Regions from separate parts of the Homo sapiens genome. Here region 1 is linked to region 2. A link is a loop called in an ENCODE intact Hi-C map of the cell type or tissue named here. Cell type or tissue: Panc1. All regions are shown on one strand. Each heading gives the region's core, and the rest is flanking DNA. Links, peaks and the distances in the headings are about the cores only. Region 1 overlaps LOC101928272 (a long non-coding RNA gene). Region 2 overlaps TAF3 (TATA-box binding protein associated factor 3).

Region 1 (10,171 bases), core at 2,172-10,171, 1.3 Mb before region 2:
ATGCAGGCCAGGATCTCAGCGAGGTAAGCATGAGATGAAAATGAGCAAGTGGGAGTTTATTAGGAAGTGCTCTTGGGACTCACATCTGTAGGAGAAGGGAAGGAAGCAAAACTGTTCAGGGAATGAGGCTGGATGTGATACAGTCACAAGGAAGACCTCATACCCCAGATAGCTCCAGAGCTGGGTGGCCCTTCAAAGTGGTCACACGTTGAATCCAGGGACTTGCGTCTTTATACCCTCATCAATCTGTCATTGAATACGAAGGCAGGATGCATCCTTGAGCAAAGCAGCTCTCTTTAGCTGAGTGCAATTACTAGACAGAGGATTGTCAGCCAATGGCAAGCCCAGCACTTGGGACACTTGGTTATTTATTCTTGACCGGGCAACTGGGCAGAAACACTCAGTATCAGTGACATCTAGGTTTGTCTGGATGAATGAGGAAAACCAACGCTGGAGCACACACTGGTGCCCGTGTGGCCTTAACCTAATCAACATATGATTTAGAACCCTATCTCTTCTAAAGCATATATTCTAATAAGGCATTAGAATCAGAGAAGCGGCCTTCAAAAATGACAACATAATGAAATACTTTGCTGAGACATAAGACTGATTATTGTTATTACATTTCAAGCATTGAGAAAATATTTTTCTGAAAATAAACGTATAATTATGAATATAACAAGTTCTAAACTTTCAAGGGAATTGTTGTTTTCCACTTTTGTGTAAAATCTTTGTGTTTTTTTCATGTCTAAGGAAGTTTCCAGATGAAAATTTTTCACTGTGGCTGGGCATGGTGGCTCACATCTGTAACCCCAGCACTTTGAGAGGCTGAGGCGGGTGAATCATCTGAGGTCATGAGTTCAAGACCAGCCTGGCCAACATGGTGAAACCCCGTCTCTACTGAAAACACACAAAAAAATTAGCTGGTCATGGTGGCAGGAGCCTGTACTCCCAGCTACTTGGGAGACTGAGGCAGGAGAATTGCTTGAACTCGGGAGGCAAAAGTTGCAGTGAGTCAAGATCATCCCATTGTATTCCAGCCTGGGTAACAAGAGTGAAACTCCATCAAAAAAGAAAGGAAGGAAGGAAGGGAGAAAGAGAGATAGAGAAAGAGAGAGGGAAAGAGAGAGAGAGAAAGAGAGAGAAAGAGAGGGAAAGAGAGAGAGAAAGAGAGAGGGAAAGAGAGAGAGAAAGAAAGAAAGAAGAAGGCAGGCAGGAAGGAAGAAAGGAAAGAAGAGAAAGAAAGAAAGAAAGTTTTTCACTAATAGGTCTGTGCTTCTTTCTATTTAACACATTTGCTAACTTTCTAGTCAACAACAGTATGGTACCGAGATATGAGAAGCAAAATAATATGATTGCAAAGCCCCCAAATAATAGCAGCTTAAATAAAATAGAAGTTTCTTTCCCTCTCTCTCTCACACACAGATGTGAGCTGATGTGGGAGCTCTGCCCTGCTGAAGTTCTTAAGGGCCGGGCTTCTTCTGTCTTACTCTACCTCTCTAGAATATCACTTTCTTTGCATGGTCCACACAGTTTATTACAAGGTGCACTTTGCAGCCAGCAAGATAAGGAAAAAAATAAGTATTAACAAAAGCCACGTTACTTCCTTAAAGGACAAGACTTGGGAGTTCCACATCCTGCCTGCTCGCGCATCCTCTTGGCCAGCACTGAGTCACTTGGCCTCACCTGCCTGCCAGCGAGTCTGGGAAACGTGGTCTATAACTGGGTTGCCTTATGCCCTGAAAGTAGTAATATCTACTGTTACAGCCTATAGGAAAGGGTGAGTGTATAATTTAGCTCTCTCTTCCATGTGCTGTACCGACTGGGTTTCCAAAATCTGAAAATCTGAAATGCTCCAAAATCCAAAACCTCTTGAGCATGGACATGATACTCCAGAGAAATGCTCACACTGGAGCATTTTGGATTTCGGATTTTCAGATCTGAGAGCTCAACTGGTAAATATATTGCAGATATTCCAAAATCCAAACATTTCAAAATCTGAAACTCTTCTGGTCCCAAGCATTTTGAATAAGGGGAACTGAACCTGTATTCATAATGAATACAACAAACAACCACAAATAATCCTGGCATTTAGAATGAATGCACAGTGCAATTTGCTTTTGTAATGTGGTGGTACCACCTCAGAGATTCAGAACAAAATTAACTGATGGCATTTTTAAAACATTAGGTGAGGGGAGTATGGCAGTTACCAATCTATTGCCTCTTGGCTCCAAGGAAACCTGTATTGTCCTGCTTGTGGCTTCTCATCCTTTCTCCTTGGACAGTTGGCATGCCATTAAGCTTCGTTGGCAGAAGGCACTCGTGGGAACCTAGGAGAGGAATGGGTTCTTCCTCTTGGGTCCAGCCTGTGCTCACTCTCAGTAGGCTCCTGCAGTGTGTGGCAGCTGGTGGTGTGGCGGGAACCTAGCAGAGGAATGGGTTCATCATCCTGGGCCAGCCTGTGCTCGCTCTCAGTAGGCTCCTGCAGTGTGTGGCAGCTGGTGGTGCAGGACATTCCCTGACACCAAGAGGGAGGTTTCCCAATGTGCCATTTCCGGTAACAAATTCCAAGTGGGACTTGTGTGGGCATCTCTCCATTAGTGACGTCCCTCTGACACTCAAGAGGGCAGTTTCTCAGTGACTACTGCTGGCATGGCACCTCAGCAACTCCGCATCCCCAGGGCCACTGCCATGCCCTCTCCAGTGAGGTCTGGATCTCAGCCCTGGAGGGGCAGGGTCCTTTTCCAGATTTTTTCTTACCTTGGGTGTGTTCTCTCAGCGTTTGGAATAGAATCTGCTATTCTATATTCTTTAGAATTACCTATACTTCTTGGTATCCCAAGCTATGATTCCAATCCTCTGTTACAGTTAAAAAAATTGTATTTTACACATTCTCTATTGAATTTACTGGATAGAATCTGTTTCCTGATTGAAGCCTGTCTGATACCATTAGGGAAGTCGGTCATATTAAGATAGCCATAAGGGTGCCACCATTTCCTATGTAAGATACAGGCACTTATGGCATCTTCCTGTGTCATTTTTGAGGTCTATTGCTCATGTTAAAGCTCAGGTATCCTGAGGATTTTGCTCTAGTAAATGTCATACAAATCGAGGAATACAGAAATTAATTGCTTCTGTATTAAAACGTTGCTTGTTTGAAAGTACTGAGAATTCATGGGAAGAGAATTAGTGTGGGTGTTTTAAAAAATTAAATCACTGTTATGCTTTGATATTTTCCATTCTTTATCAACATCAGATAAAAAGCAAGCCTTTGGAGTTCCTCCAAAAATTAAGTTTCTTCTCCTACACTACACACTCTATGCTTTTAGGGAAGAATATTCACATTACATATAAGGAAAATGCCTCGTTTTGATAGGAAATTACAGTTTCTGGATTAGTGACATATTGTTTGAGATAGTCTTATTAGCTGCCCTGCATCCCTAGCCCAGATGATGTTTTCAAACACTGTAGCTCTAGAAATCAAGTTATATATGCAACAAAATTTTGCCAACTGCCCTTTTAATTAGGGTGTAATGCCAAAAAATATTATGATATTATTTTCCTTTTTCCAAACTAGCATCTGGCCTAAGAGAATGACAGCAGAGAGATAAATTTCTTGAAGTCAGGTATATACAGTAGGGAAAGTATTTTCTTCTATTCATAGTTACCATTATTCTTATTTATTACCTGTTCACATTCAGTAAATTTAGCAGAATTATTATTTATAGATTGTAAAAGATTTTTTTAAAACATAATTTTGTCAAAAATATATATATTTAAAACTAGAAGTAATCTATTTTGGTTTTAGCAGCAACTTTTGCTTTGTATATTTTTGTCACTGTGAAACATTTTTTACTTTGATTCAGTTTCATACATTTTTAAAACTACCATCTAAATGCGATTTTGGAAATCTTGTAAGTGTGTTGTAAAGGAGGAGGACAGAATGTTTCGCTTTTAATGAGGCCTGTTTTCATACTGGATTGCATCCATTGATATTCTTATTTTTCCATATTTTGCATCAACTGTCCATTGAGGTTTTTAATGGTTTACTTTACTTTTTCTATTTAGATCAAATTTACAAGCATAAAACATTACATAAATTTAGGTAAATCTCCTAACTTCATCAAAACTATATATAGATATTTGATGGCCAAATTCTGTGGACTTTGGCATTGGAGGGTAGCGGTATGTGGAGTCAATGGATGGGAATGGTGGCATCTTTATGACTTAATTTCCCAGTATAAAGTCTTTCTTTTTAAATAGTTAAACATCATAACACATTGCCCAGGTATTAGGTTCTTATAAATGCACCATTGTATTCTGGCTTTTTCTCCTACAGCCAATCTTAAACTATCTCTTCAAGCTCAGTGTAAAATATAGACAGGTAAAGGGGAAGATCTTGGTATGGAATCCTAGGAAGCTGCTTCAAGTTGAAATACAAAGTGAGACTTATACAACAGCTTTTCTACCAGTAATTAAAAAGCCTAATGTCTTTGGAGTATTATTAAGTTGACTGATTTTTGTACAGGACTCCACATTATCTTCATTTAATAACTTTCCAAGAAGTATTTGCAGAGGGAATAACAGTAGTCCATATTTAAGTGTGCAGTAGCCCCCCCTTTATCCACGGGGGCTACGTTTCATGGACCCCAGTGGATGCCCAAAACAACGTTGAACCCTATATATACCACGTTTTTTCTATACATACATACTTACGATAAAGTTTAATTTATTAATTAGGCACAGCAAGAGATTAACAACAATATCTAATAATAAAATAGAACAAATATAACAATATACTTTAATAAAAATTAGGTGAATAAAAGTTCTCTCTCTCAAAATACCTTGTTATACTATATTCACCCTTCTTTCTGTGATCTGTCAATCTGATAACCTAGAGGACTACCAAGTGACCAGGAGCGTACTAGACTATCTCCTAGATGCAGATTTTCAGGATACCAAGCCTTACAACAGTTTTCAATGGGAAGGGTATGAAAATGGCTTATTTCCACGGTTAAAATTTAAGGCAACTGCACTGCAAAATTCCAACCTATAGTTGTCAGCACTGAGTATATGACAATAATTCCTAGCAAGGGACAACTGAGATCCAGTGCCATGCTCTCTCTTAACAAGTCTTCCCATTCTTTCTTACTTTGTATTGTCACTTTGGGTCTTTTGCATGTCCAATGACAAAGCCATCACAAAACTCTCAAAAACTGATCCTATAATGACAGCAGTGTTTCACTTTATAAACTCAAGTACTCCAAACAGTAATTGAGATCAGAACAGAAATATGAACGGTACGTGTGCATTTTAAAATAATATTAGTAACAAAATGATTAATTTATTAAATGAACTAACCATATTGCCACACAAAGACAGCCCAGTATGCAGGCTCAAGGCCTGAAGAGTGGAATATAAACACATGTACTCCAAACAAGAAGAAAGTGGGCACTGGATAGCACTTCTAAGAATACTTAATTGTGTGCATATTTTTTTGTTGTTGTAATTTGGATGAATTCCAACTTTTCTGAAAGAAAACATTTGCTTACATATTAAGAAAATATATAGCAGAAAAACAGAAAGGTAACAAATACCAATTTTTTTCTTTTTAAAGAAAATATTTAAATTATTTTAATGGGTGAATATACATGAAAATGATCCATTCAGTTCACTCTGCTTAATAAAAGTTATTTCAAATAAAAAAGTCATTGTAAGTCAGGGTGTTACTATTTACATATCTTATCCATATTGTCTTTATATGTTTCTTCTTTATGTTGAAGCTTGTTAGCAGTTTATGGTTTGTTAAAAATGGCTGATGCCACTAAGCTCAAAGTAAATGAACATTTATGTGCCAAAGGCCCCCTATAGACTGGTTAGTACGTATGCCAAGGAAACAAATCTCAGATAACTGGATTTTCATTTTAGCTTTGTGGATTACCTTGAATGCGTTATATATTTGTATTAACATAAGAAAATATAAATAATGTCTTTCACGTAACAAAATAATTCTATGTCTTAGGTGAAATAACTCCACTCATATTTTCCCCTGCCAAATAAAAAGTGCTGAGCACAATCTTTCATGTAAGATCTCATTTCTCCTTTTAAACTTCTCCTATGAATGAAAACCAAATGGCAACGCAGCATTGAAAACCAATGCCTACAAAAAGTACACAGAGTTTGTAACATTAAAAAAAAGCAGGAGCTAATGACACATAACAGGTAAATAAAGGGGGAGGGGACCCCTGAACTTATACCAGGCGTCCAGGATAACCCTCTTGAAGTCTATTAGAAACATGCATTCATCAGTACAGCTCTTTGAAGGGCTTGGAAGATGTGAGGTTTGAAGGAAAAACAAAATGCTATTTTTTTTAAAAAATAAAAAGTGCTGAAAAGGTAGGGCTGCTTGAATTGTTAACCAATTCAAACCTAAATGTTCTGGGTGAGACCTCCATTGCAATTTACCCAGAAGGTGGGAGAAATGTTTCTGATATATGTGGAATAAATACAGAAATCAGCAACATAATAGAAAAACAATGTGCCCTTCAACATCAAACTGACAACAGGAAAAATCTCTCCATGTTCTTCTTTCTTAGTTCATGCGTTTATTAAACACACACATGTGAACTGCACCAGGTACTCTAAGTTGGAGAGCTTAGGTTGGTATAATCACAACCTTGGTGTGAGTCCATATCAATACATCTTTGAGTTAATAGTAATGCTATTAAAATAAATGGGCCGAACCATTGCGATTTTTAATCACTAGAAATTCCCTGATCTTATAAAGAGTTGCTCATTTGGAGTCCATTTTAAGTACTTTAAATCTTCGTTCAAAAATATTAGTAAATTTTTATTTTGCCTACACATTTGTTCATTCTACACACGCTACATCCAAACCTAGAGGGGAAATAGTAAAACTAACTTAAAATGAAAGATACTTTAACAACTACTTCTGCTTGCTTATTACATACATTGAATTGTTAAGATAGAAGAGAAAATAAACAAAGTCATTGTATTTTATTTTCTATGTAGGACACGGTGTCCAAGCAAAACAAACGGGGTTTGGTTGAACATGCAATACCGGATGTCGCCACTGGATGGCAATGCCAGCTTTTGTCTCTAAAATGTGCATGGTACCTTTGATGAGATTTAGCGCCACAACCCTTGGGTCCTAAGTTTCTCAGGACCATCAAAGTGTAAATACGCTGGGGTGAGTCTCCAGCACACATCTCGCATTCCTTTGGGATCTGTCGTCTTCTGGTGCACCCGATGCTAAGGCAGCCCATAAAGCTTCCTTATTTGCTATTACTCTTTGGGAACCTGATGTTCAATAGAATGCCAAGTTCATAAGAAGAAAAAAGGTTACAAAGAAAGTGAATAGGAGGTGAGATGGAAGTACAAATAGGGCACCAGATTCCTTTCCGCTGCTGAATGATGTTAAGCTTGCACAGGACCAACATCTCAAAAATATACTTGTTATGAATTCACTTTCTACCATATAGCAAGAATAGCCTTCACTCTTTTCAGCATTTTATAGTCTAAATCACTTGTTCTCACAAGCTATACACACACACATTCTGACATGTATACACACTTCAAATAAATGTTTGTAGTTGAGACAATTAGCTGATGACAGTTTAGTTTTCCACAGTGAATTGGTTTTAAACTTACAGTAAGGAAAAAACCTTTGAAAACATTATTTTAGGTATACTAAAGAAGCTAAAGGTTTTTACAACGAATTTTGTGTGGTGTTAAAATATATAAATATCTAAATTTGTATTAATTCAAAGATTAATGATAATTATGAAGGTGTTAGATATTATCTGGAACAATGAATCACTTCTGTTCAGAGAAGGAAGGATTTAATGCCAAATAACTTTGCTTAGTTATATGGATGGGAAACATGAGTGGGGTAAAATGATCACATTTTTAAGGTAAAATAAAGAGGGAGAAAATTTGTGTAAATATATGAAATAAAAAAAATTGATAAATTTAATTATCCTTAGTTCAGGAAACACATTTATCTATAACTCCTTATTACTATTTTAACATATAAAAACTTTGGCAAGCAGCATGTCATGCTTTTCTAGTAAACAAAACTTAATAATTAACTTTTACAATTAGCTGACATCTATGGAAGTTACAGTTTGCACTAGGCCTCTTATATATCTTTCATTTGCTTGTGAAAATGATGTTCACACCCCTCTGATGGAAGATGAAATGGTTAAGAATACCACAGAATAGCAAAACAAAACTTGAAACAACAACAAAACTAGAATGAAAATTTGAAGCATATTATAGTATGTTTAAGTTTAGCTAGCACGGGAAAAAATGTTTTTAAATACCAAATTTCAAATTAAGTTTTCTTATTCTTCACAACACAAAACACTAGCTGAATAAACATATATTATTCAATGAGTAGTAGGCATATAAAAGGAAAATTTTCTCTCTGTTAATATAAGCCACTTTTAATTTTGCATGCACAGATTTTGTCACTAGATCAAGAGATATTTTTGCATATACCTTACATGGATATATTTGGATTTGTAAAAACAAACTAGGCAAGATAAAGCCAGGTTTTGAATATTTATTTTTTGTTTACTTCCCACAAGAAGTCCATACCTTATGGGACAACAAACCAGTCAAGTATATTTGGGGTTTCCTGATTAAGAACCAGAAGGAGGCTGGACAACTGTAGCTCACGCCTGTAATCCTAGCATTTTGGGAGGCCGAGGCAGGTGGGTTGCCTGAGGTCAGGAGTTCAAGACCAGCCTGGCCAACATGGCAAAACCCCGTCTCAGTTACTCGGGAGGCTGAGGCAGGAGAATCACTTGAACCCGGGGGCAGAGGTTGCAGTCAGCTGAGATCGCACCACTTCACTCCAGCCTGGGCGAAAGAGCAAAACTCCGTTTCAAGAAACAACAACAACAATAATAAGAACCTGAAGGGACTGCTTCTGTCTTTCCATCACACTGGCAGATTCTTGCATAGAAGTGTGGCCTTATTCAGGAGCACTTGGAAACAACCAAGGCAGATCTACTTTGTGCTCTTAGATAATTGACTGAGTAAAAATACTAATTTTCAAAACTTGCTTCACTTTCATCACAAAGCCAGATATAAATGGAGACAAAGTATTTGGTGCATATTTTAATTTTCTATTTATTTGAAAACTAAAGTTGTATGGACTAAACTTTGTTTACATAAAGTAAGGTGAATTTGTAATACTGTCATATACACATGAAATACTATCATATGACATTTCATATATATGACATATATATGAAAGTCTGTCTAATATATGAAATCAAACAGATAATTCAAGCTAAAATCACTCCCCTTGGGGATCAGCAATCTCCCTTTTAATGTATATATTGATGTATGATTTAAAAACTTTTCATTTTTTAGAGTCCTAAGTTTCAGCTTCAATTTTTCTAGGGAAAATTTAGTCAAAGGTTTATGACTTCAAAGGATTGAAGAAATACCCTAATCTGAAATCTTGGAAAATGGAAAATGAGATCCTAAATATTTTTTCTCGTTATCTGTTGACCTTATACCTGAGAAGTAACTTTTAATTTTAAATTTCTTAGATCACAAAAGGATATTTCAGATTTCAAGAAATCATTGCTTCTAATGCTTCTAAAACATTGATTGCTTCTAATGCTTCTAAAACATTGATATTTGATCTTGATATTGAAAACAAATATCAATGTTTTAGAAGCACTATAAGCAATAATTTCTTTCTAAATCTTGACACTCGCTAAGAATGTAATGATGAGAGTGAACAGTACTTTGAATTTGTGTGTTTAGGCAAGCACACATACACACATATATGAGAAGACACATGACTTCTAGGACCACATAACTCAGAGTAGGGCTATATGTTGATGTTGCAATTTGGGAAATGATGCTTTATATATATACATATGTGTGTGTGTGTGTGTGTGTGTGTGTGTGTGTGTGTGTGTGTGTGTATATATATATAAATTTTGCATGGGATGGCGTTTTCCCGCGACTTATATGTTTGCCTGTTAATGCATGACAATAAATGCCAGTTGCATTAAATATGTCATTTAAGGAATAGAATATTAAAAGTGTATCACTGGATATGGACTTTGCGCTTGTTCACACACACCACCACCATCCCACAGAAGAAGACAGTGCAGACAGAACC
Region 2 (8,000 bases), core at 1-8,000:
AACCACTGACCCCCGTGATTCTGTATACGGTGCTCACCTACAGGAATAGGTAAGACTGCCTCTCTCCTCTTTCTCCTATGTGGACAATAAACTCATTTCCAAAAACAGCATTACAGGAACTCCTGCTACAATAAATAAGTTGTTCTTTCATATTCGATTCTTATAAAACCAACAAGAAAACTTTTAGAAAACAATATGTACTTTAAAATACCTGCTTATGGCCCATTTCATTGAAAATACCTCTTTACAAGGGTTCCTAATTAATTTTAGAGAAAACCAGGCCCACAGTCTGAAATACGAGGACCTCTAAATGTGAAGCTAAAGTATTGCTTTCAGGTAATAATTAATCTTGTTAAATTTAAAAACTGCTTCACAATATTTCAGAAAATTAACCCTAAACAATAATCCAGTCTTTCTCTTACTAAAATAGTCGATTTCATCACTATTTGGGAACAAAGAAAAGAAAAATATAAAACACCGCACAAAATTAATTTATCTATGTACAGATTTGTTCTTTTGGTCATTAAGCGTCTCCCTTTATTATACAGACAAGATAAATTATAAGTAAAAAGGAGGAAAACAAACTTCCTTTTTATAAATATAAATTTAAAAGTTTAATAGTATGATAAAAAAACTTAAAGAGAAAAATAAATAAAATAAAAGTTTAATAGTAATATAAGATTACTATCACTTGTTTGGAGTTCAATTATTTTCTGTCGGTAAAATTAGTCGTACAAGAAAAAAATGAATACTCTTAAAATTTGCTGCTTTTATTGCCTTCTGGATTAAAACAGAATTAAAATGTTTTCCATAAAAGTAAAAACTTGCCACTTTTTGCAATTTATTTTTCTGCTAGTAAAGATTTCTCCTCTTTCTTTTCCTTTTTGAGTAATTAGACACCAGAGGCTTTGGGGGGTAAATTCACTAAACTAGATATATTTTAAAAGGACCATTGTTCTGGTTTTTAAAGCTCTAATTTTCTTAATATTGCATTAGGACCACCACACAAAGATAACTTTTGAAAAGAGGCAGTCAACTTCTCTTTCATGCTACTTTTCAACTGGAGGCCAACAACCCCTTCGTGCCCGCTGGCTCTGGAAGGACAGCATCCGTTTTCAGTGGAGGTTTCCACACATCCTTCTGTACCTCTTGGTTTTCTCTTTCTTATAACACAATCAATCTAATCCAGCAATAAAATAAATTGACCTAATGTTGAGGAAAAATTATCACTATTCAGCCAGAAAGAGAAATGGCTAAGTAGGTGGAAATGTAGACCAATATTATAAAGATTAATAAGCCAAAGGCTCAAAGAACGTCATTTATAGGACTTTAAAAAAAAAGTTTACAATTTCCAGAAAGGATGTCACATGCTTATATTACCTGCAACTTAAATGGTTAAATAAATAAACAATGTATGGAGACAGAAAAAAAATATCGAGGAGGAACAATTATGACAGCAATGGTGATTATTTACTACCATATAAATAGTGACTGATAAAGAATACATAAAATCAATATGAAGATTGGTTTCAGTCTCCTTATTTCAATTATCAGCTAAGATAAGAAAGCTTCACTTAAAACAAGGAAAACCTACAAACTGCTATCTATAATTGAGTATCAAAAGAAAAACAGCACATTTTGAAGGATTAAGAAGCACAAATGCAAGCAGGCACCACAACATTCCAAACTAGAAGTCTAAAAAGTTTAGAAAGGATTTTTTAAAATGGCTGTACTGAAGAAGGAAAAAAACCCGAGCTCAATACATAATTTCTTTAGTTTATGTGTTTTGAACAGTTACATGATACATACAGCTAAGAAATCGATGAAAAAAGTTTTCCATGTAATCTGCACCTAGAAAAGAAAAGAAATGCAATCTACATTTCACCTAATGTTGTGGTCATGTTTTGGGCCACAGAAAATTAACTGAAAAAAAAAACTAAGACAAAACATATCTGTTAGAGTCCATATTTTTAATATATTAATTAATATAATCCATAAAAACTATTCCTTTCAGTAAAAAAGAAAAAAAATCATGAAAATGTTTAGGATATTTTTGGCTTTAAATATATAGAGCTTATAGAGCTTATTTATATATTTAGGCCAGAACAGAAATTCTAAAATAATGAAATACTCACCATCATCCCTTGGTAAGTATAAAAGGTCTTTTTTTCCACACTATTCCCCACCTGAAGAAGCAGAAATCTGATTTATGCAGGAAAGCCCAGGGGTAAGATATATATAACTTCAAAAAATGATTGTCTTAACAAGTAAACTCAAGTAATATTTGTAATTTATAAATGCTGTCTACTAGCTGTCCTTTTGCATTTCTTTAAAAATAATTAGCCTCTAAAACTTCATCAGTACAAGTTTAAATGCAGAGCAATTAAGGATTTCCAAAAACATTGCTTTAATCTGCCCTTAAGTTTCTTTACTCTTTCTTGAAATGTCCGCAAAATTAATTGGACTCCTGAGCTCCATTCAGATAGATAAAACAATAAGAGGTATATTTTATATGACAAGCTCACAGCTTTAAAAAATCATTAAGAGCTTGGCAATAATATCTTCAATGCACTTACTATTACCTATTGATCCTAATGCACTTGACTTATCTGTAACGATAAAACTTATCTTGACCTTGCTGAATACAAATAGCCCAGACTAAAACCTGCAATGGCCTCTCGAGGGGAAACACAGCGGTAATCATGACCAAGATGATACAGGGAACCTAAGTGCTCAATACAAATGTGCCAACAGAATCAACATTTGTTTCAGTCTCACTTTGGTAATAAGAAATGAGAAAGCAACAGTTTTCTATCTATAAACAGCATTAAGTTCTTTTCTCTAATCAACCTTACACATTTTAATCAAGGAACTAGGACAGCCTCTGTCATGTCCTTCTGTTATTTGGCTGATTCTTCAAAATACCTGGTCCCATCTGCTTTATGACGTACCCTAAGGACAAGGGAGTGGGGGACTCCCCTCAAATTCGACACCCCCTTTTGACGGGGGGGGGGGGAGAACTCGGATGTCTTCCCTTGGGGACATCCATAACACCAAAGAAACTTAGATTTAGAAAATGACATTTTGTTCCAGTTCTACTAAACTATTCTAAATTTGCACCTGCAGTGACTAATGCATAAAAGATATTCCTAAATGTTTTTCTAAAATTACATGACAGGTTCCTCAACCATCTCGTTCATCTCTCAAATTTTACCCTACATTTTTATTGTCAAAGTAAATCACTAAGTAAACATTAAATTACCTGCTTTCCTAAGTCTGTGGATACAAAGTAAGTCAATGAAAGCCGTTTTCCACCTTTTAAAATAGGTCTGTTAGAGAGAAACACAATTTCAACAGAGCCAACTTTTTAGCTAGAGTATTTCATAAAGTTAGAAAAAAAAAATCTTGAAGAAAATACTAATTCCCTAATTTGATATGGCTATCGATTAAAGATTTAAAAACCCTAAGATTCCAGATTCTCAAATATTTTACAAATATTAAAGCACAGAATGAAATTAATTATAAACATATTAAATTATTACTTTTAATTTTTTCAGTTCCAAAAAATTGTATAGCAAATAATCTATAATTTAGTCTTGAAATAAGATTTCTGTTTGTTTTTAAACTACTTATAGAGACTTTGGGATTTATGGATAAATTATAACTTCATGAATTACACCTCTGACAACTCAAAATTCAGGCTTGGATTCTCTCTAAACTCCCTGCCCCCAAATATTTCCCAAGGCAGCCAGGCAATGAATGCACATTTAATGTTATTTTATATAACATATATGTCTTTTAAGAAAGAAAGAAATAACTTTAATTGTGCTTTAATACTATTTTAGTAGTTTGATATCTGTATCAAAATTGTATGATTTTAAGGCAGCGTGAAAAAGAAATTATATAAAGAATTTGCTAAGTAGATCAGTGGCTTTCTTAAGCAGTACACTAATGCAGATATAGTTTTGAAAACCCTGCAAGAATTAGTTGTCCTGTATTATTATTCAGGGCACCTGAAAGCAAGATATTATAACTATGGCACATTAACTCTGCTATTTCTCAAGATAGAACCAGGAGTTTTAAACGTTCCCCATTGAGTAATTTGCTCAGAGCACCTAAATGAAACATACTGTAATTTTATATATTTCCATCTACAATATTGCTTAGTGCTGATAAACGGCAATATAACTTCCTATATTTTAATAGGCAACAGTTCTGGCATTGGCTATACACGAACACAGACTTAAATAATAACGCCATCCACAAACTCTGCCACAAAGAATAAGGCTCCATTGCTAATTATACAGGGAACTGATTTTAATTACACAGAGAACATTGCTTTTAAAAAACACTTTCCAAACTGCAAAGGCGGAGGAGCGGGTAGCTACTGGGAAAGAAAGAAAAAAAAAAAAAAAAAAAATCAACCCAACACTTCTACCATGTTACAACAGTGCCCTCTACTGGTAAACTGGAAACTTTGCAGGTTAAAAAAAGAAAAATTAGAAAAGAATGCCAGGAAGAACAAACTTTAATTATGGAAATTTCGCTGACTTTCTTTAATATAAATAATGAAATTCAACTTGTGTCACTTTAAACCTAAATCAATATTTAACTTGACATGTGAAAAGCGTCCCGATTAAATTTATAGTTTTGAAATAACTGTGAATTTCAGAAACGTGGTTTCCCACTATATATCATCTGGCTAAAAGACAAATCATGTTTATTTTAAGTGATGAACAAATATTAGAAATATTTGGATAGTTAATCAATATTTCTTAATCTAAAATTCACATATTTAGTAAAAGAAATTAAAATCTAATTCATTAAATGTATGAATTTTTACTTCTCAGGCTGTCATGCATATAATGTCATGTCAAAATAGCAATCGTTGGCCTGGCGCGGTGGCTCCCGCCTGTAATTCCAGCACTTTGGGAGGCTGAGGTGGGCAGATCACCTGAGGTTGGGAGTTCAAGACCAGCCTGACCAATATGGAGAAAACCTGTCTCTACTAAAAATACAAAAATTAGCCAGGCATGGTGGCACATGCCTATAATCCCAGCTACTTGTGAGGCTGAGGCAGCAGAATCACTTGAACCTGGGAGGCGGAGATTGCAATGAGCAGAGATCACACCATTGCACTCTAGCCTGGGCAACAAGAGCAAAACTCCGTCTCAAAAAAAAAAAAAAAAAAAAAAAAAGCAGCAGTTATTTGTCATCAATTTAGATTCAGAGAAAATTTACTATCAATTTATTTATTTTAACCAGTAAATATTTCTTTAATCCAATAAATATTTCTGTAAGAATATCTGGTTTTAGGAACAATTAATATATGCTTAGCACACAGATCTCAATAATGAAATAGCCATCATTACTAATATTTCCTTTGTTTGAAGTAGAAATTCTACCACATATGCAAGTCTGATTTACAAGAAATAACAAGACTTCCAGCTACATGTATTTTAAAATCTTTGAATTTTATATTGTATGATAGGAAACTTTTAAGTGAACTAATAAAGTTTAAGAACAAGTATATTAAACGACTGACTACAGTGTATTACTATTTTTAATTTCTAGCAAAAATAAACTGTTATGTCTAGACTAAAAATTTTCCGTTGTCTTTCCTTATACAAAAATAATTTCTATCACAGATACATACAATCTAAGTCATGAAAATTATACTTCTGAAAGCAATATAAGAACTTAATAGCTTTATAGGAAACAATTTTTTTTCATATTACAAGAAACTCTGAGCTTCAAGAAAGGTAAGGCTTAGAATACATTCTTTTAGCATCTTAAATATGGAGTGGGGGTGGCAGGGCAGAAGAAGGGATCAAGAACAAAATGGCCCCAGCAGGAGACTGTCAGGGAAAAATGTTAAGTGGGGGCAGGCATGAGTGTTAAGACACTCAAGGAAAGGACTTAGAGAAGAAGTGAAGGAAGGCGAACTCAGAAGCGTGTCGAGTTCTGCCGCTCGTTAAGGCCTAAAAACTCAAGTCAGGAGTCTGTAGAAGTTTAACAAGTTACCATCCTAACTCTTCAACAACAGACCGCCATTTTTCACTAACAGTTACAGTTTCCAATTGTACAATGGAAATCAATAGAAAAATGAAGTTTACATTAAAAAATGTATTTTATAATGAACCACCAGAAAGTATCTTCCATCAGGCAACACTCACGTAAATAAATTATATTCTAACCGACCACTGGAAGAAAAGAAACAAAAGTAATTAGGAAAGCAGCAGAGAATTAACTATAAGTAAAAATGGAGAGAACATATCCTGATGGATCTGAATTTGTTTTTTAAACAATATACTCCCGGAAAAGTGAGAATTGGTTTCTAATATACAGTAGTTCCAAAGTACAACCAATGACTGATGAGAATTTCATGCTCAAAGAAGAAGGAATGATGGACTTGGGATCAGAGTTTTATGATTCCCTACTCATAAGAATGAGTTCAAAGTTAAACCTCTATTCAGTAATGTAATGGGAAAGACATGTCTTTAGAGCGAGTCCTTAAAGCAAGTTTTGTTTTATGCCAATACCTACATTACTATTTGTATACTAATACAAGCCGTTTTCATTTCTCCTAATTATCTAATTTTTTTAAAGATGCTCACCTGAAATCCCTAAAAATAAATTTAAATATGCAAAACTTGGGGTCGAAAGTAGTTCAGTAATCTCTGGGCCAACCAAAACCCAGGGGTCAGGCGTGATAAAAGAGGCAAAGAATTTTTAAAGAGCAATTTATAATGGAAAAAGTACAAATAGTTTATAAACATAAATATATTCATTGGTAATCAAAGGCATGCAAGACAGAACTATTTTTCACCAGTCTGCCAAAGATCAAAAAGGATAATATGCACTGCAGATGCAGGCACAGGGAAGGAGGCAGTCCGTGCTGCTGCAGGGGTGCATGCTGGGACAGCCTTTCTGGAGGGCAACTGAAATATGTATCAAAAGCTTAAAAAGGTGACAATCAACACAGCAGTTCTTCCAGGAATTTCTCTTAAGGAAATTATGAGAAAACGCAAATGGATGTGTGTGATTAAGAATGTTAATAAAAGCACTGTTAAAATAGTGAAAAATTCTACACAATCTAAATGTCACAACAGGGAACTATGTAAATTCATGATGGCACACACAGGTAATGCAACACTATGCTCCCATGAGGATAAGTTAACAGACATGGAAAGACCTTCACAATAAAATAAGCTGGGGAGAAAACCCAAATCAGAGCACAGAATATATGGTGTGATCTCATTTTGGAAAAAGAAATCAACATCTATGTACGTATGTATTTATGTGTGTGTATGTGTGTGTGCGTCTCTACACTCCTGCCTCCACTCCACACACACACAGACACACACACACAGACACACACACACACGGTAGAAGTCAGGAAGGATTATTCTTCATGGGATTATATGTGACATCTTTCTTTTATCTTATCTGTAAACATTTTTTATCTACATTTTAAAATTTTTCTAAAGTTACTATCTTCTAGAATATTTTTTATTTTTAAAATAAGTAGAATATAATGTGAAATCTTTAGATTAACAAGCAAAATAGGGAATTGTTCTACGATGTATTGTTTTACACTCTGAATTAATTATGAATCCAATGATCCAATCTTGGAAGGACCTTGCTAGAAAAAAATATGGAGTTATGATTAAAAGCATAAATTCTGGAGTCAGACCTTCATAAGTTTAAACCCTGCCACTGCATTTCCTAGCTCTGTGATCTTAGGAAATTTAGAGTTCTCTAAGTATGTTTTTCATCTGAAAAATGGTGATGTGAATACTTGCCTTATAAGTAAAACAGATAACAAAATCATAATTATTATATTAAATGTATTACTGTTCTTGTTTACTTGGTACTTTCTAGGTGCCAAAAGACATGGCACTAGGATCTTTATATAGATGATCACTTCATCTTCACTACTACCCTGTTATGTGGGTACTATTTATGATCTATATTTTCCATAAGAGGAAATGAGATTT

What was found. Peaks named below come from ENCODE experiments on the same cell type or tissue, not always from the same donor. Only the 100,000 strongest peaks of a DNase experiment are listed, where the experiment ranks them.
Region 1: a loop joins it to region 2, with 10 times the contacts of the local background. A loop is called at or near these places in 90 of 110 quality-filtered maps.

The regions. Positions count from the first base shown.
Region 1 is chr10:9,206,313-9,216,483 of GRCh38, reverse strand. All of the region lies in intron 4 of LOC101928272 (a long non-coding RNA gene), which reads left to right. Among named protein-coding and RNA genes, the nearest start is that of LINC00709, 64 kb to the left of the region's middle. In Panc1, for the core only: CTCF peaks have their summits at 4,840, 5,039, 6,895 and 7,104 (motif pointing right); a DNase peak (open chromatin) is centred at 7,103; H3K27ac peaks cover 850 bases.
Region 2 is chr10:7,868,634-7,876,633 of GRCh38, reverse strand. All of the region lies in intron 2 of TAF3 (TATA-box binding protein associated factor 3), which reads right to left. Among named protein-coding and RNA genes, the nearest start is that of TAF3, 54 kb to the right of the region's middle. In Panc1, for the core only: CTCF peaks have their summits at 4,255 and 4,454 (motif pointing left); a DNase peak (open chromatin) is centred at 4,399; H3K4me3 peaks cover 459 bases; H3K27ac peaks cover 239 bases.